2 separate regions of the Mus musculus genome follow, and region 2 is linked to region 1. A link is a loop called in an ENCODE intact Hi-C map of the cell type or tissue named here. Cell type or tissue: left cerebral cortex. All regions are shown on one strand. Each heading gives the region's core, and the rest is flanking DNA. Links, peaks and the distances in the headings are about the cores only.

Region 1 (5,380 bases), core at 108-5,107:
AAATATAGAGTGGTTTAGAAATATATTTAGCATCCTAAATTATTTTCTGTTGTTATTATTTTGTTTTCATTCTTTTTTTTTTTTTTTTTAATATTGACTCCTTCCATTTTTCTCTTTTTTTGTATAGTACTTTTTCACTTAGGGGGCCATATTTGACTTTTAAAGCAAAAATACACCAGTAGATGGCACTCTTGGCTTCCATTCTAGTCCTGTACAGTCATGAAGTAATTGTACTATTAACTATCTTTTAGATAATTTTGTAGTTAAGTAACTTTTGTTGTATTCATGAGAGGTCCGCAAGAGGCAATCAATCAATCCAATAGAACATGCTGCAACTGCTTGCCACCAGTTTAGACTTCATTACACTTTGGGATCATTACTCCTAAAACATATAAAATGTTTGGAGTTATCCAAGAAATGCTACTTAACCTCTATCTTTGGTTGTTTTTAGCGAATTTTCTTGGAAATAATCAGAGCAATGTCTACTTTGTTTTTGCATTAAAAACGCTTGCTTTGTAATACTTAAAACTTTTCCCTAAAATAAGTATGAAATTCTGTTTTTTTTCCTTCCTTTTTTTTTTTTTTTTTTTTTTTTTTTGAGGCAGGGTTTCTCTGCTTAGTCCTGGCTGTCTTAGAACTCGCTCTGTAGATCAGGCTGGCCTTAAACTTAGAGATCCATCTGCCTCTCTTGCCTCCTGTATTCTGGGATTCAGAGTATGCAATACAACCACCCAGCCAGAATATGAAATTCAGTCTTTAAGATGAATCTATTTCCTTTAAAAGCAAATAATGTTACAGTTGCTAAGTTGTAAGGTGGCTCCTGGCTTTGCTACATGGTTGCAGCATGTAGATGTGGAATGTGTTCATCCTCTTGTGTGTGGGTGGGCTTACTAGTGTTTACACGATGTTGCTGGGGAGAGCTTAATGGTCTCATCCTGTATTGAAGTCTGAATTGTTGGGCAAGCAGTTGCAGCCTGTTCTATTGGATTGATTGCCTCTTGTGTACCTCTTATGAACACAACAAAAGTTACTTATTTTGAAATTTTTAATACCACTAAAGGACTTCTGTGTTGACGGGAATTATCAATGAAATGAAGACCGCATTCTGAAAGTGACTCTTAACACTTTGGTTTCTTTCCAGATAACATTATATTTCTGAGTGACCAGACAAAAGAAAAGGCATAGAACGGATGATTCGTCTTTGATCATTGTTTGGTACAGTCTCCTTTGCAAATCATGTATAGTCTATAGTTTAAAGATAAAAATTAAATTTTTTATATGAAATGAGTGGTTATATTTTTCTTGATTGACATATCTTAAGTGTGTGTGTGTGTGTGTGTGTATTAAGCCTGTCATTTTGGCACTTATCAATTGCTTGCTTTTTTTTAGGAGTGGTTTCTCTGTAGAAAGGTACAAAGTAATACATTCTCAGGCTCCCTATGTGTGCCAGGGCCAAGGCATACATCTGGAAAGCCCTTTCTGCTTCACACTTGCCCTGTGGTGTTTCACCACTGGTTACCTTAGAGCCTTATGTCAAGAGTCTGTCTGTCATCGTTGTAAACACTGATGTTTTTGCATATCTCTGTACACCTGTAGGTAAGTAGTGACTCTGTTTGGTGTTCCTGTATGTACCTTTAGTTGTGTTGGCATGGAAGAGCCACCAGTAAGTGCTGACAGGGAAATGATCCTGAATTGAAGGAGACTGCTGAACACTGGTTAGCATTCTAAACTGTTGTAGAATTAACCCACCTTCATATCTTGTTTCTTGTTAGTTTTCCTGTAATTTTTATGAGATTTTATCAGCACTAAGGACCTGAATGAAGTATAACTACAGATGACATAGTTCTTGTCCTGGTGTCAAGGCCTTCTTTCCACACCACTCTGTGTTATTTTTTTCAGAGTTTATTCTATATGCTTAAGGGTGGAAATGAAGATCTTTCTCTGGTGCTCGGGATTAAACCTATGGTCATGTTAGGCAGGCCGTCTCCCGTTGAGCTGTACCTACTTCAAAGATCTTTTACCTTCGACTTTGCCTCCCTAGAGAGTCTGGATATATTTAGTTAATTTTGTTGTAAATTTACTAGTAATTTACCAATAAAGAGTATATAAACTCAGTTTTTTATATCTTTTTTTCTTTTAAATTTTGTATAAGCCATCCATAGTCAGCCTGCAGCTTTCCAGAAGTTTGTTGCTGTGTTTAGTGTTTGAAATTCCTCATTCTGTCTGTTCCGTGCTGCCCCTCCGGCCCCTGCTCCCCAGCTCAGCCTATGTGTTTGATCTTTGCCTTGAGAGTTTAGATTATGTTGGACTCTAAGAAGTTCCGGATCCCTGCTCAGTGTTATGGACTCTTGCTTTCTAAAGTGATTCCTGTATACCTGAACGGCCTTTCTGTCCTGACAGTAACGTTTGTTCCTTAGCTTTACCCCATCCTTACCCAGAGACAGAGGAGTTGCTGTCCTCCCTATCTGCCTACTTTTTCTGCCACTGGGATCATTGGTCAACATACTAGATCTTCCTGTGATTACACCTAGATCTGATAGGACACTGTTCTGTTTGAGCAACTCTCATGTCATTTTCTCAGCTTTCATAATTTTAAACATTGTGAGGGGCTATGTGTATAACTGAGTGAAATTTAAACAAGGTGGAGGTGGAAAAATCTCATCCTGTACAGGAACCAACTGGAAGCCAAAGCCACTCCTGAGTGTAGGCTGCAGAAGTAGAGCAGTGCGTCTGCAGGATTGTCTCCAGGAGCTAAAGACTGCCTGCCCTCCGTGACTCAGAAAGGCTGAGAGGCGGAGGCAGCAGCACTTCACTCAGGCTGACTCTTCTGCCTTCCTTGTGATGTCAGCCGATTCCAAGCCAGTCAGATCTGCTGGAGCCTAATCACATGCAGCCCCATCTGCTGAGAAACCTCACTGCTCCCAGCTTCACCCGGCACTGAGTAGACCTGTAGAAGCTAACAGCACTAAGACACTCTAGGGACTTGTAATTCAAGTTTGGGGTCTTGAAACTTCTGTTTTTGATGTGATTATATTGGGGCTTAAAAATGCCCTGCAAGTTCGTTGAGATTTTATTCTATATTAAATGGAAAGATGACTACATAGAAAAGTAGGAGAAAACATGTCAAACAGTATGTGTCATAGTATCCAATTTTTTAAAAATTATGTTTCAAAAGTAAGGAGGATATATATGCTTTAAAAGGCTGAAAGAGAAATGGCAAATGCTTTGATTTTCTATAGGGGTATTGTGTGTAGATTGTTTATACTTCTCGTGCATGCTTTTAAGAACAGAAAGTGTATTTTAAGATGGGGGGGGGCTCTTTTCTAAGTCACAGAGCATTGCTCCTGCTCATCCTGCAGCCAGTGCTACTTCATACACTGGAGTGATGAAGAAAGCTTTCCTTCTGTACATACCCCTGGCCATATGCACTTTAGCATCTTATACTTGTGTACTGTGTCTTCACTCACCCGTTAATAGTGTGTGCATGGCTCTGAAGGCTGCATTTCAAAGATGGGCCAGTGTGAAAACCACTGATCACTTCCACTACAATTCTCAGACTGGATGATTAACTCATACAACCTCAAACACCAAACACATTGTTTCTGAGGCTGTTCAGGGAGATTGGTTATTGCTCATCAAGTTATATAAGCTAAGCTTAATAGCTGGGTAAGAAAATTATTGAGAAAATTTCCCTTGTTCACAAAAGAGACCACTTAATTCTTAAAATCAGTTTCTCATCTACTCAGATTACCCCAATGCCCCTCGTTAGCTCAGCCTAGCACAGTGACATTGTACTGTCCTGCTCATTCATTGGCATGGAAATATTGACATGGAAATGAGAGTCGGATCATCTTTCTTACTTTCTTTCAGGCTTTGCATTATGTGCTGTGAAGACTAGTGGGAGTAGCAGCAAGACAAATATAGCAAAGGAGCAGTGCTCTCTCGGGTTAGTAAGTTAAAGGGAAACAACTGAGACAGTGGCCATCAGTGTAGTAATGACTGAGCCTCCTTCGTCCATTGGATGAGTCAAGTATTGTGCTAAACACATCATATTATTGTCTCATGTAACTTTTCCAAGAAGAAAGTGACAGTATCATTTTACAGATGAAATTCAGAAACAAAAAGGTTAAAACAATGTCCAAGCCATACAGTGGGACTTTGAATGCAGGTATGTGAACTTTTAGCTTTCTTCCATTGACACTTATATTCCACTGGCCAGATGTAGCTCCAGCCACCCAGTGTTAAACTGGAATGCCCCATATAGGGTGCTTCTTAATATACTAGAAATAAATGATAGGTTTCAGTTAGGGAGAGGCTCACAAGTGAAGGAAATACTCTACCTCCTGGTCTCTGTTGGTGATCCTGTAGGAAAACAAGTCATAGTTCCTCTACTGGCTTCTGACAATCAAAGTAACTTCACTGTGTCTCCTGGTTCCACTGTTGACCAACCAAGCACTGAAATTGTCAGGACTGCTCAGGAAGTTTTCAAGCTCACTACTTGACACCAGTAGAACTGAAGTTTGTTCTCATATCTCAGTTTTCCTCTTTGTTTCCTCATAGCTTTACCTAGTATAATAGTGGGTAACTTCCATGGTTATTGAAGCATCATTTTTAGCTTATTAAAAGAACTTCAGTTATTTGCTTGCTGCTGTGTTTTAGACCACAGGGATTTATTTTGCTATAAGAGTGTATAACAACTATATCACCCTTCAGGCTATATCTACTTTCTCTACTTAGTGTCTTGTTTTAAAAGAAAAAGCAAAAGGGTAATAATCTCTAGTAGTAAAGTCAAAGGTAAGGCTATGCAGTCAAGCAACTCAGGTCTCCTTACCAGCTGAATATAAGCCACTTCATTTTCTCTGCTCTCGGTTGTTTTGTTTTTCTTGGGTGAAACAAGGATAGTTGTACCTACCTCATAGACCTGCTTTGAAAAACACAATAAATATAATATTTGTGACATAAAATTGTAAATAAAAACTCTGCTACTTTATAGGTATTTTAAATAAGGCATGTTCTTCAACTACTTAGGAAGTCTCATGTGCGACTTGTGAGTATGTTAACTTAGGGTAGTTTATTATTTGGCTTTATTGTTACTAACTTCAAGGAATAACTGACCACTTCACATTGGTGGTATAATATGGTTGTTTTAAATCTTTTGTGTCTACCTATAATGGGTATTTTAAACTTCAGGTAGTTGGGCACCTGCTGTATACAATGCAGCAATACATGCCTACATATAGGTCTTTTAACAGGCCCCCTATGTTAAAAAAAACTCATAATTTAGGATGGTGAGGGCCAGCAAGGAAGGAAAGCAGAAGATTTGTGATCTGATGTGGGAGAAGTTCAACAGAAAGTAGCAAGTAAGCCATTGTTACCAGAG
Region 2 (5,380 bases), core at 120-5,119, 140 kb after region 1:
TGCTAAGTGGTGAAGTGGGAGTTGGTGGGTGGGTGGAGGAGCCTCCTCATGGAAACAGAAGGGAGGAAGGGGTAGGGGGTTTGTGGAGGAGAAACTTGGAAGGAGGGGTAACATTTGAAATGTAAATAAATACCTAATAAAAAAGAATTAAATCAGCTGAGCATGGTGGCACACGCCTTTAATCCCAGCACTTGGGAGGCAGAGGCAGGTGGATTTGTGAGTTCGAGGCCAGCCTAGTCTACAAAGTGAGCTCCAGGACAGCCAGGGCTATACAGAGAAACCCTGTCTTGAAAAACAAAACAAAACAAAACAAAACAAAACAACAAGAACAACAAAATAATTAAATCAATGGGGCAGAGGTGAAGAGAGGTCAGGAAAGTCACAGTAAAGCCCAGAGAAAACAAGCCAATGGAGACTATATGGAAACTGCTGTTCATATGTAAACAGAACCTTTCCTTACTGGAAAAGGTCATTTTACTTAGAGGGAATGATCAAATTTCACAGATTGTAAACATACCTGAAAGAAACAATTTGATCTTAAAACGATAGACCATTGGTAGTAAACAGACTGGGTGGTGGCATCCTGAAGGAGAAAGGGTATCCATGGTGAAAAGCAGGAAAGGCAGAGAACAGCACTTCAAGGGGAATAGAGGAAAAGAGGTTGTTTTATAAAATGAGGGAGCTGGGCTAGCCTGTAGCAGAAGTGAGGTTGGAGGGAAGAGTTCAGGGTATGCAGGGGGTCAACATGACTTCTTTGGCTTTTGTGTGAGTTAAAATATAAAATGGTTAGTGACTGGTTCTCTTCCCAACTTGTCCCCATCCACACATGGAGATAAGCTTCAGTCATTTTCCTAGGGTCAGGCAGATGTAGTATGGCTTGGGTCATACTCATGAGAAAAGTGGAATACCATCTCTCAGCAAGTGTGAATACTGGGAATGAACCTCTGCATCTCTGTTGTTATGAGGACACAATACTACCTGGGGTACCACATGATACCACTGGAAATTGGGATCCCCTCTTATTGTTAGTCTCTTTAATAAGAGAGTAAGAACAGACTCAGGAGGAAGCTTGAGGACAATTTTATTACATTTAAAAGAAAATCCCTCGAACAGGGAGCTGTGGCATTAAGGAAGCTGAAGAAGAGGAAGAGAAAACTATGCCCTTTGTTAGCACATGGTAGAAGATGGTAGTGGTGAATAGCTACAGATGACAAGAGTAGGTAAGCTCAGAGTGTCCAGGGAAGCAGGCCCAGTCCACAGCCAGTATCTAAGAAAAATGAATAAATAAAAAGAAAAGAAAACGAAAAAGAGTGAAGAGAAGAAGAAGAAGAAGAAGAAGGAGGAGGAGGAGGAGGAGGAGGAGGAGGAGGAGGAGGAGAAGGAGGAAGGAGGGGACAGGGGACAGGGGGAGGGGGAGGGGGAGGGGGAGGGAGAGGGGGAGGGGGAGGGAGAGGGAGAGGGAGAGGGAGAGGGAGAGGGAGAGGGAGAGGGAGAGGGAGAAGGAGAAGAAAAGAGGAGAAAAAAAATGGTTACAGATTTCTGAGTTAGAAAAGCAGTCAGGCTTAACACAACTACATGGTTATAGCTCCATAAGCTGCTGACACTGAATCTGGGTAGGGAAGAGAAGGCACATCATATTATTATGGAAATAATTCTTCCTCCAGCCTCTTCTGGTAACAGGACGCAAGTCGGCCTTCCCAGGAACTGCTGTCTACTAGGTAGCTGACAGGTGTAGCTACATTAGCGTATGTTTTGTGTAGTTTAGGCCAGACATAAATTTCATTCTTTTGACCAGGAAGACATAGCTTTTCACTAGTAGCCCTCAATAGAAATCCTGCTCCTAAAATGACTAGTTAATTCCCATTTCCTGTTCTAATCACAATTTCCATATATATATATCACATATTACAAAGAACTAAAATTAGGAGTTCATAATCTTCTCATCCCAGCCTCTCCCTTACAAACCCTTTCCCCCATTACCCCTCCCATTCTCCTCAGAGAAGGGGAAGCCTCCATTGGATACCACCTCACACAGAGACATTTGGTTCCAGCAGGGCTAAGCACATTCTTTCCAATTGAGGCTTAACCAGGCAGTCCAGTTAGGAGAATGGGATCCAGTGGCAGGCAACAGAGTCAAAGACAGCCCTTGCTCTCTAATTGTTAGGGGACTCACATGAAGACCAAGTTGTACATCTGGTTCATCATATGCATGTTCTTTGGTTGGTGGGTCAGTCTCTGTGAGCTCCCCCCTGGACCCAGGTTAGTTGACTCTGTAGGTCTTCTTGTGGTATCCTTGACATCCCCCTCCCCGGCTTGCTGAATTCTATCCCCCCACTCTTCTACACGACTTCCCAAGTTCTGCCTGATGTTTGCCTGTGGATCTCTGCATTTGTTTTCATCTGCTGCTGGATGAAGCCTCACAGGATACAGTTATGCTAGGCTCCGGTGTTCTAGCATAGCAGAGTATCATTAATAGTGTCAGGGGTTGACTCTCTTCCCCTGGGGTGGGTCTCAAGTTGGGGCAATTATTGGTGAGTCGGTCCCTCAACCTCAATCTCTGCTCCATATTTATGCCTGTGCATCTTGAAGGCAGGACAACTTTTGGATTGAAGGTTTTGTGGGTGGGTTGATGTTCCCCTCAGTCCACTGAAAGCCCTGCCTGGCTACAGAAGGTGACCACTTCAGCCTCCATATTCAGCCATTAGTAAGAATCTCTGCTAGGGAAAGGAAGGGGGGGAGGGGGTGCTGCCATCAGGATGTAACGTTAACAAAAAATAAATTATTGTGAAAAATAGATAATTTGAGATAAGTAAAATATCATTTTACCTTTAATGCCATTTTAAATAAAATATATTATGTATTTATTCAATCTATGTATTTGATTTACCTAACTTATACACTGTTTTATACATTTTAATTACAAGTTTGAAAGGCAAAAAACAAAACAAAGCAAAAAACCAAACTGAAACAAACAAAACAAAACAAAACAAAAAAGTAGTTCATAATCCTTCCACTTGCCAAGATATTCCCCATTGCAGGGAGCCAGGCTCAAAGTCCCTCTAACATTGTTGAGTCCCACTAGGTGGCGCCAAACCACTGTGACTTCTAGAATTCCCAGTTTTCTGGTCCTGAGCGCTTGCCCCAGGCATTTATTTTTAGTACAGTCATAATATGCTCCCATATTTTAACTAACTGAAACTTTAGACTCCACTTAATGTATTATGGTACATTCAATTTTCTCTAATTTCAAATTTCCTTGCAAATTCTACTTATAATTTGCTAATGAGACAGCAGAGGCTTCAGAAAGATCAAATGATCAAAAATCTTGGCCAAAGTCACCAAACACAAATGTGAGAAGCTAAGATTCAGTATTGGTATTCCTTTTCAAAGTGAGAAGGATGCCCTGCCTTGATAGGTGAGGAAGTCTGGCAGAATTCTTTGCTCTCAGTCCACTTTATATATATATATATATATAGAGAGAGAGAGAGAGAGAGAGAGGGGCTTGGGTGCAGACTATCTGTTGAGATGGCAAACAAGCTATTGGGAAACAACCTCAGGGAGGTAGAGGAAGGAGAGAGATAGTCCAACTCAATGCCAACTCAATGCTCAGGAGAGTTGGAAAAGCTGAATCTGGGTAGGTTCATTTCTCTTCAAGAGACCATTATTATGGCTAAGGAAAAAAAAAAAAAAAAAACAGGAGAATCTCACCAGACTTACTGAAGCAACATGTTTGTCTTCATACAAGGTCAGCATAGATATTAGTAAAATAAGACACTGAAAGGAAAAATCTGCAGATTTCCTTCAGACAGATCTGGGATGAGGTCTTTTTTTATCGCCTCTTCTGGATGACCTTCTTAGCTGTCACCCTTCTGTTTACACAATGGATGTAGTGCTGCCGTGCTGCCGTAGCTGAATTCAGACTTCTGTTAGGAACTAACAAATAGGTTAGGAACTAACCTGTTGTGTAGCCATTTAGAAGGCGCCCAGCCCATGCTCTTTGGTTGGTGGCTTAGTCTCTGTGAGCTCTAAGGTGTCTGGGTTAGGTGATACTGTTGGTCTTCCTATGGGGTTGCCATTTCTTTCAGCTCCTTCAACCCTTCCCCTAACTCTTCCATAGGGGTCCCCAACATCAGTCCAATGGTTGGCTGGAAGTATCTGCATCTGTCACAGTTAGGTACTGGTAGAGTCTCTAAGAGGACAGCCATGCTAGGCTCCTATTTGCAAACACAAGATGCCATCAGCAATAGTGTCAGGGTTTGGTGCCTGTTCATGGGATGGATCCCAAGTTGGGCCAGTCACTGGATGTCCTTTCCTTCAGTCTCTGCCCCATCTTTCTCCCTGAGTTTCCTTTAGACAGGAACAAATTTGGGTCAAAAATTTTGAAGATGGGTGGGTGGCCATATCTCTCCACTGGTACCCCTGTCTATCCACTGGAGGTGGCCTCTTCAGATTCCATCTTCCCCGTGTTGGGCATTTAGGCTAAGATCATCCCCATTGACATCCCCACTGAGTCCTGGGAGCCTCTCACATCCCAGGTCTCTGGGACTTTCTAGAGGTTCTCCCCACCTCCAACTCCCCACAGCTGCATATTTCCATTCATGTTCCTGGTTCTCTGGGCTTCTCTCCTGTCTCCCCCCATACCTGATCCTGCCCCCCTTTTCTCTCCTCCTCCCCTCTCCCATCTGGTCCCTTTCCACTTCCTCCAGTGATTATTTTGTTCCTCCTTCTATGTGGGATTGAAGCATCCTCACTTGGACCTTACTGCTTGTTAAACTTTATACGGTCTGTAAGTTTCACCTGTACTTTTTAGCTAATATCCACTTATCACTTAGTTCCAATTTTCTGAGGAAGCTCCAGACTGATTTCCAGAGTGGTTGTACCAGTTTGCAATCCCACCAGTAATGGAGGAGTGTTCTTGTTCTCCACATCCTTGTCAGCATGTGCTGTCACTTGAGTTTTTAACTTAGCCATTATTACATACCATGCATGTCCTTTTGAGACTGGGTTACCTTGCTCAGGATGATATTTTCTAGCTCCATTCATTTTCCTCCAGAATTCATGATGTCCTCATTTTTAATGGCTGAATAATATTCCATTGTGTAAATGAACCACATTTTCTGTAGCCATTCTTCTGTTGAGGGACATCTAGGTTGTTTCCAGCTTCTGGCTATTACAAACAAGGCTTCTATGAACATAGTGGAGTGTGCTCCTTGTGGTATGGTGGAACATCTTTTGGCTATATGCCCAAGAGAGGTATAGCTAGGATTTCAGGTAGAACAATTTCCAATTTTCTGAGGAAGCTCCAGACTGATCTCCAGAGTGGTTGTACCAGTTTGCAATCCTACCAGCAATGGAGGAGTGTTTCTGTTCTCCATATCCG

What was found. Peaks named below come from ENCODE experiments on the same cell type or tissue, not always from the same donor. Only the 100,000 strongest peaks of a DNase experiment are listed, where the experiment ranks them.
Region 2: a loop joins it to region 1, with 8 times the contacts of the local background. A loop is called at or near these places in 3 of 42 quality-filtered maps.

Annotation. Positions count from the first base shown.
Region 1 is chr6:40,479,712-40,485,091 of GRCm38, forward strand. It overlaps a transcript of Ssbp1 not described here. Among named protein-coding and RNA genes, the nearest start is that of Tas2r137, 8.8 kb to the right of the region's middle. In left cerebral cortex, for the core only: a CTCF peak has its summit at 197 (motif pointing right); DNase peaks (open chromatin) are centred at 226 and 2,807.
Region 2 is chr6:40,615,081-40,620,460 of GRCm38, forward strand. No RefSeq gene overlaps it. Among named protein-coding and RNA genes, the nearest start is that of Tas2r138, 4.5 kb to the left of the region's middle. In left cerebral cortex, for the core only: a CTCF peak has its summit at 3,089 (motif pointing right); a DNase peak (open chromatin) is centred at 3,090.